Linked DNA regions of Homo sapiens: region 2 is linked to region 1. A link is a contact called in ENCODE Hi-C or POLR2A ChIA-PET data. All regions are on one chromosome and are shown on one strand. The core of a region is the stretch at or near the end of the contact, and the rest is flanking DNA. Distances in the headings are between cores, read along the strand shown. Region 1 overlaps BCL2 (BCL2 apoptosis regulator). Region 2 overlaps BCL2 (BCL2 apoptosis regulator).

Region 1 (4,452 bases), core at 611-3,110:
ACTGGCCATTTGTGTACCTTCACTGGTAAAATGTCTACCAGAATCCTTTGGCCTTTTTTAAAATTTAGCTACTTACGTTTTTATTGTTGAGTTATAATAATTAAGTTTTTTGCTGGACATATTTTCATGTCCAACACAATATCATAAAAGTGTTAAGTTTGTCACTTTATGCTTGATACTTCCCCCCGAAACAGTGAAATAGCATAAGCCCAAAACAAGAGAGGGCTGAGCACCACAACAGGCAGGGCCCTCGGAAGCTCTAGCCAAAAGAAGGTAATGGAATGAGGAAGGTAGGAAGAAAAATGAAGAAACTTCGTTTTAAAGCCAAAACACTGGAAAGCAGGTGACTGAGGCCTGTGTGTATATAGGCCCTTTCTTTAGGGCCTCTTCAGGTGTGCCTTAAAATGAGGACAGGAGCATGGGCCTGTTCTCTCCTGGCAAGGCCACTGCTGGGCAAATGGGCCTGCAGACAAGACACAAAGTGCTTTGAATTCAGTACTAAGAAAATTATCAGGCCCATGGAAGCCACTGGGAATATTACCAAGCAGTTACTATAGGGCAGGGCATGTGTCTTATTTAGCTTTAAGCTAAATACTCAGCACCTTACAAAAATAGTTTGGTTACTGAATGAATAAGCCCGCTGAAGATGAGATTTCAAGGTCATATAGATACGGCCTTTAGTCTCTCTTGTTATGGTTTATTACACTAACCTGGTGAACCAAATAGCATAACTATTAACATATTTTTAGCACTTTTTGCTATAAATGCATTTCTCCACCTATTTCAGAAGTACGTCTTTTGAATTACTGGACTGACCACACCTTCTTGCAGGAGGGACATGAGCCCACAGGTGCCCTGCAGTATTTGCATAGCTAGTGCGGCAGTAGGGAACTTGGTTCTGTGCTTCCCTCCAGACACCATCTTCTACCCCAGCCCAGAAGGTAATTAGACTAAGGAATCCTCTGAGGTCCATCTCTGGAATAGCCAGCTCCGGCTGAAGTCTCCATTAGCAGGTGGTTGGGGCCAAGCTTCCTCTGCCCTGGCCCATGGCATAAGCCATCTTTGCACATTATTTTCAAACTGTGAAAATAATGCCAGAGAAAGGAAGCACCCATTTGGGCTTCTCATTTTTCAGCCTCCCCAGCTCCTGAGGGCCCCTGCCTGATTTGCATTCTTAGCTAAATTTGCATAACAGAACACACCAGAACTTCCCTGGACCAACTGTGGTAAGCGGGCAAGTTTTGTTTTTGTTTTGTTTGGGTTTTTCATCTCCTGCCATGTCTCCAGCAGGTTTCTTGTTACATCCAAATGACATGGAGATTAGGTTTCACGAATGTCATTGGCCCATGTTTCAACCAGCCCCTCCCCCTGGACCCAGAGTTCCTCCAAGATCAACCCCCAGGCACTGGAGATGGCTTTGGGGAGCAGCCTTCGCCAGCCTGGAGGAAGGCAAATCCTTGTGCTTCTCACGCTCCCGTGCCTCTTCACCATCTCCGGCCCAGGCAGCTGTGTGTCCTTCAGTTATATGCTCAAGGGTTATTTTTTTCCCTTTCCTTTTCCCCCAAACCCGGAAACAATATTTTGGGAGTAAAGGGAGGGTGCGGGAGGAAGAGTCACAGGGGACAGAAGCAAGCATGCAGCTGCCAAAGCCACACTGCTCTGCAGACGGAACCCTCTAGACTCATTCAGCACAATGTGGCTGTGGAGGAAATCCTGCCGAGCCGATGATAAGGGGGGAAATGGAGTCACTTCCTCACCAGCTGCTTTATTCAGGTAGAAAAAAGTCCTCACTTCCTTGCGTGTGCTCTGCCGGCCACCACTCCCAGCCGCCAGTGCGGCTTGCTCCCCCTCTTGCTCTGAGCCAACTCTGGTGTCAGGAGAATCTTGCTTGGCTTCATGGAGCGCTCTTTCTGCAAGACAAGTGTCTGTCTACCCCACTTCCTCCTTCATGTCCTTTCTCTTTCTCCTGGCGTTCTCTCTCACCTGACGGTTGCATGTCATAGATTCTGTGTGGCCGCAGTAGTCACAGATAGTATTGCCAATGAGTCTCCAGCCCTCTTGGTGGAATCTAGGATCAGGACATACCCAGTGGTCTCTACGTTTGCATAGATGTCTAGAAACAGCCTTTGACCTCTGGTCGTCTCCCCTGCCCTGCACCACAGGCACCAATGCTGCCCCTCTTGCCAATGCCCTGCTATTGTCCTTTCACCCTCTTAGGCAGCACTTGTCAAAGTTTGTCTTCCTAATACTCCAAACATAGCAGCAGTCTCCTTGACAGAGGGGTTAGGGGCCAAATGAGTTTGGAAAATGCTACTCCCTTTCTTGGAGAATCAAGCACCTGTGAGTGGGGGTGATAATATTTACTAACCAATATAGCAGGGACACTGACCAGTCAGATCCCTCTGTGTCCTTGGGAACCGGCTAACCATCAGTCCCTGGGAGGAGGACACTAGAGGCTGCTGCTGAAAGAAAAAAAAAGCACTGAATTTTATCTAAGCCAGTCCTTTATTTGGTCTCTGAATACTCCCCTTTTAAAAAAATATTATCTATTAGGATGTTTGAAAAATCTGCCATATAGTAAAACAAATCAGTTTGTTTCAGCTCCACAAACATTTGCTGAGTTCCTAACGTATGACAGACACATGCTCCAGGGATCCAAAGATAAATAAAACATGGTCCTGCACCTCCAGGTGCTAATAGTTGAATGGGGAAGGCAGACATGTAAACAGATGATCTTCGTATAATACTGTGAACAGGGAACAGCCGAGGATTATTTAGCTCAACCTAGGGATTTGGAGAAAGTTGCTTGCAGAAAATGATTGAGCTGAATCTCTGAATGAACCAAAGTTGACTTAAGAGTGACAAGCTGAGCAGGAGAACTAGGTTGGAGCCAGAGCATTGGGAACCTTAGACTTAAGCATGGAAGCAACAGATTTGATTCTGAATGGATCACTCTGGCTGCAGTACACAGAAGAGATTTACAGGCAAAGCACAAGACTCAGACAGAGGCAGAGAGATCAGACTGGAAATCACAGCAGTGATCCTGGGGAGAGAAGGTAAAGGGAGAGAGAAGTGTTCAGGTGGTAAAATTGGCAGTGCATCTACTGCCCTGTTCTGTCCTGTCCCCTGGCCTTTACCACTTCAGTGCTCACTAACTTCACCTCCAGCTATAAGAGATGTGGCATCTGTATCTATTTCCTTGATTGGTACTTCACCTGTGACATGGCCAGCTAGGAGTGCTGGGGTATTGACATTCCATAGGAGCAACCTTCAACCAATGAATAGCAGGAGTTGGTGTATAAATACCCCAGCTCCCTAGTCCCTCAGTGGGTTAACAAGAGATGCATGGTCTACACCGGCCCTCAGATTTCCCTGGCAGGAGTAAGCTCTGTTTGCCGGTAGCAATAACTTGCTTGATGAGGTAACTCATGCATGAGTCTTTTCCTTTTTTTCTCTCCCTTCCCTGCTCCCCTTAGAGTTCCTAGCATCATCTCCCAAATAAACCACTTGCACTCAAATCTTTGTCTTAGGGTCTGTTTCTAAGGGAGTCTAACCTATGGCCATGGGATTTACTGTTGAATGAATATGGGGCATGAGGAAGAGAAAAACATCTAGGAGACTCTGAGGCTGTAGGTTTACTTGATGCCATAGCCAGGTTGAAGACAGGAAGAGAGGGAGGCTTGATGGAGGGAGTGATGATAGCTTGAGTTTGGGGCAGGTTGATCGAACTCCCTAGGGGATGTCTTAGAAAGCAATTGGAATAAGTATTTGCCAGTTAGGGGAGAAAGTGAGACTGGATATAAAGATGTTAGGAACATTATCATAGGGGTGGTATATAAGACCAAGAGAGTGAAAGAGATTGGTCAAAGAGAGAAAAGAAAATGTCCAGACAGAAGCCTGATGGGCAGCATCGAGAACTTATCAGAATAGGCCAGGGAGGAGGTGCCCCTGAGGGAGACAGAGAGGAAATTCTTCAGGAGGAAGGAGGTAGCCCAAAGGGAGCAGAGTCACGGAAGACCCTCAGTGGTCTTGGTGTCCGGGGCATCAGAGCACCTACTAAGATACAACCTCACACCCAGTGAATTTAGCCACATGGAGGGTATTGGTGGTCTCTGTGGGGGTGGTTTCAGAGGCACAGTATAGGAAGAAGCCAGACTGAATGGGTTCAAATGTGGGTGGGAAGTGAGCCAATGAGTGTGGCTTGGCAGCTTTTCTAGGAGGGCAGAGACAGAGAAGATAATGGTTAGGGTGGAGCACGCATCAGCACAGACATTTTGAGGATACCTGAGGTCAGAAAGGAAGGATGCGATTGAAATTGTAATTGAGAGCAGGGACAATTGACGGAGGAAGGTTCCTGAAGCAATGGGAGATGGTGGAATCAGGGTGAAGTGTGGAGAGGAGCAGGGAAGGACAGGCAGAAATGGACATTTGTGCATGGGCCAGGGTGGAAAG
Region 2 (3,853 bases), core at 297-2,796, 160 kb before region 1:
CTCTTACAGGGGTCAGAGTGTGCGTTGGAAAAACAAACCCACAGTGCCTTCCTGGTTCCAGAGAAATGATCTCACTGTCAAATTGTAACCTGCCTAATACCTTAATAAAAAGGTGGGGAAAGTCTGCGGTTTTACCTCTGGTATGATCCTTTTCCCTTCACTCTTTTTATTTTAGGCATGACCTTAGTGTTTTTTTTCTTCTAGAGTCCAGAGGTGGAATGACATGTCACTCAGGTTTACAAGATGAGGATGTATCTGTTTTTATATTCAGCTGTACATTTTATTCTACTTAAAAACAAACCCACCTTCAGCAACCAGGGCGTATCAAGGGAGAGTTATTTCCATCCCCCTCAGTTTAATTTGGATACATTTGGCCCAGAACAGCACAGTGTTTCCATAATAACATTTGAACAGGATGCCCTTGTGTTATTTGCAGGGCTAAGGGAGTTTCAGCATGGGCCAGGAAACTACTTTCTTAAAAGAAACTTAAACGCGAAATTCTGACAAGATAGGAAACTCTTACTGCATCCTTACTAAACCTCTTTTTCCCCCCTACTTTCTCATTTATTTATATATCTCTTGTGTTATGAAACATATATAGGTTGAATATTTAACTCACTCTGAATTCATGTGCAGAATAAGTCACTCTTCAGAAGGACAAAAATAATGTTTTAAGTGGTTTGTTTAATAAAGCACATATTAAAAAATTTCAATTCAACATCTTCCCTGGGCACAACATGTTATGACTTTTTAGAGTAGAGCTTCGTGGTATTTCATAAGGAAGCCAAAAAGGAAGGGAAATTATTATTCGGGCAGAGGGACAATAGTGACCTTTCATTAAGCAAGACAGAGTTCACCATCAGGCTCCCCAAACCCCAGGCTCTGTGTTAGTTGAACTGAACAAGCCACCAACTATTTCCTCTCTCTCTTTCTCTCTTTCTCTCTCTTTTTTTTTTTTTTGAGAAGGAGTTTTGCTCTTGTTGCCCAGGCTGGAGTGCAGTGGTGCAGTCCCGGCTCACTGCAACCTCAGCCTCCCGAGTAGCTGGGATTACAGGCGCCTGCCAGCACGCCTAGCTCATTTTTTTGTATTTTTTTTAGTAGAGACTGGTTTTCATCATGTTGGCCAGGCTGGTCTCGAACTCCTGACCTCAGATGATCCACCTGCCTCGGCCTCCCTCCCAAAGTGCTGGGATTACAGGCGTGAGCCACCACACCTGGCCTCCTCTCTTTTATAGACCAGACTACTTTAAAAATATTCGTCCAATATTACCTAAAATATTTCATTTATAAGACATAACCCAACATTGTAATATTTAAAAGACTGCATTATGTAGTTTTTACATATCCTTAAGATCCTAATGAATTCAGATAATCAGTATTTTTGTTCTTTTAACAGCTTTACATGTGACCTCTTAGTTCTAGAGTTTGATCTCAGGAGAAGGGAAGAGTAGATTTGGATTCTGTGCCGTGGACAGGCGCACTGGTTTCCCGTGTGAAAAGGACAAAGCCCCGCCCCTTCTGGAGCTCAGTTCTCTTTGGGATTATTCATAATGTTCTCCAAGAAGCTCGGAGTGCCTGTTTGTCGCCAGTACTGTAATTTGTGAGTAAAAGATCTTTATGATTGCAAAATACATTAGCGCCTTCGGAGATCATTGTTTCTTGATGACGGTGTGAATCACAACTAGGAACTAGGAAGTCATTTCAGCCCCTTCTGTGCAGAGGGATGTCATGAAGTACATATGCTAAAGTTCATACCCATTGCTCATAAGAGCTCAGCCAACCTTCTCAACCAGTTCATGTAAAAATATATCTGTATAAATATGCATACGTATGTATGTATGTGGTGTGTGTGTGAGTTAAGATATACATAAAATTTACGTTTTCCACCAATTTTAAATGTATAGTTCAGTGGCTTTCAGCACATTTACTTTGTTACATAAACCATTATTATGTAAGCCATTACTGACATCTGTTTCCAGAACTTGTTCATCATTCCAAATGGAAACTCTACCCATTAAACTATAACTCCCTGTTTCTTTTTCTCCCCAGTCCTAGGTAGCCACTATTCTATTTTCTGTCTCTATAAATTTGACTCTTCGAGGAAGAATTTGATTCTTCCCATAAGTGGAATCAGACAATATTTGTCCTTTTGTGTCTAGCTTGTTTTATCTAACATATTTTCAGAGTTCACCCATGTCATGGCATGCATCAGAATTTCATTCCTTTTTAAGGCTGAATAATATTCCATACCATTTGCTTTTTTAAAAGTCCATTTTCTCAAAAAATTGGTTGTCATTTCCACTCCCCACCCAGCCAATAGAAACAGCAAATATATTAAATTAGAATTGACCTGACAGAGGAGGTAATGGAGGCCTGTAAATTATTCAAAGAATTATTTTAGAGTCTGACAGCAAGGAAGAAGACAAAAATGCTCTTAAAACCAGCTCAGGAGTCTCTGAGGCTCTTCTGCGTGGGGCAGGCAGTCACAAAGATCTCTACGGCTCCTGGAGTTCTCGCTGGATCGTAGCACAGGACAATCTTAGTGATTCCTAATGATGCCACTGAGTCATCAAGACAGAGTTATTTTCTGTAGGAAGAGTCAAAGAGTTCAGGGAAAGTGAGTAGTAAGTTACAGAAATATCTCCATTCCAAATGGTTAAAATTTTTTAAAAGTTTAGGCTTCAGTCATCTGAAAAATTTACTTGTGTGAAATGATTCAGTCCAGACTGTAGTGAAAGAGAGGAATCCCAGCAATATCAAAGTAAAATACACACACACACACACACACACACACAGAGAGAGAGAGAGAAGGAGCACAAGATCTCTTTCTTTTTTGTTTTTTTCTCTTTTTTTTTGAACAAACTCTTACATATCCTTCAAGCCCAGGCCAAATGGCACCTTCTCTGTGAATGTGTGTGTGTTAAATAGGCAGAGAGACCTTCAGGGGCGTTTGCTGACTTCTTTCATTCTTTTTCATCTCCTACCTCCCTTTCTAGAGTAGAGAATTAGTAGGAACTTGACTCAAGTGGACGGGGATGTAATTTCTAGGGGGAGTTTTTGCTGTCTTACTGCATCTAAATTATTCTGTCTGTGCATAAATTAAGTTGTACACATATTTAGAAGAGCCACCTCCCCCACTGCAGGATGCATAGAGTGGTTTTTGTGAGGAGCTGCTTTGCAGCCTCAACTCTGCCTCCTGACTTCATTTTGAAACCACTGTACAATAAAACGTGGTCATTTGTTTGTTCCACATTCTTTGTGCCTACTGGGTTTCTGGACATGATCTCTGGCCTTGGGGGGGACAGTCTCCTGGGGAAACAGACACACAAACAGATCTATTACAGTCCAGTGAGTTTTTTCCTGGGAAAGTTAAGGATGGTTTCACAGAGAAGGTGCCGTTTGGCCTGGGCTTGAAGGATACATAAGAGTTTGTTCAAAAAAAAAAAGAAAAAGAAAAAAAAAAAGCAAGAGATCTTGCTCTCTGGAGAATGTGAAAGGGTACCATATGCAAATAAGCAGAGTAATTGAAGGGCCTGCCAAGCTTGGGAATGGCAAAAAGGCCAGAGTGACCAGAAGAGAGGCAGTTGGGGATGGAATGGAAGGGGATGAAGCGGGAAGATAGTGGAGGCTCGCTCTCCAAGGCTCTATGTGCCCCACTAAGGAGTTTGATTAGACCTTTCCTGCAGTGGAATGCCAGTAAAAGGTTTCTAGCAGGATACTAAGTGACATGGCTGGATTTTTTTGTTGATGAAAATACTGCTGGTAGCAGTGTGTTGGTGGCACTGAGGGCAGCAAGGAGGCCAGATGGGAAGGTGGGGTCAGGTGCCCAAGTGAAGGTGCTGGGCAGCTGCCC

Evidence for each region. A loop is a pair of places that touch in the nucleus more often than their neighbours do. ChIA-PET counts read pairs that join two places held with the same protein, here RNA polymerase II (POLR2A). Pooled maps may share reads with other maps.
Region 2: a loop to region 1 is called in a pooled map, with 1.8 times the contacts of the local background. The contact joins two enhancer-like sites. A Hi-C loop is called at or near these places in 36 of 168 maps with a recorded cell type or tissue (A673, B cell, CD4-positive, alpha-beta memory T cell and 23 more), 34 of 37 single-sample maps with no recorded cell type and 27 of 50 pooled maps. POLR2A ChIA-PET finds 5 or more read pairs at or near these places in 21 of 52 experiments (A673, B cell, CD4-positive, alpha-beta T cell and 15 more).

Annotation. Positions count from the first base shown.
Region 1 is chr18:63,135,584-63,140,035 of GRCh38, reverse strand. The region is part of intron 2 of BCL2 (BCL2 apoptosis regulator); the gene reads left to right. Among named protein-coding and RNA genes, the nearest start is that of BCL2, 180 kb to the left of the region's middle. RefSeq lists enhancers at 1,386-1,435, 1,377-2,243. Within about 2 kb of position 1,860, at least 14 of the 41 ENCODE cell types and tissues checked have a DNase peak (open chromatin) inside an H3K27ac peak, as active enhancers do; they include CD4-positive, alpha-beta T cell, CD8-positive, alpha-beta T cell, natural killer cell and 1 more, where a contact is called at or near this core.
Region 2 is chr18:63,299,409-63,303,261 of GRCh38, reverse strand. The region is part of intron 2 of BCL2 (BCL2 apoptosis regulator); the gene reads left to right. Among named protein-coding and RNA genes, the nearest start is that of BCL2, 18 kb to the left of the region's middle. Within about 2 kb of position 1,546, at least 10 of the 41 ENCODE cell types and tissues checked have a DNase peak (open chromatin) inside an H3K27ac peak, as active enhancers do; they include CD4-positive, alpha-beta T cell, CD8-positive, alpha-beta T cell, natural killer cell and 1 more, where a contact is called at or near this core.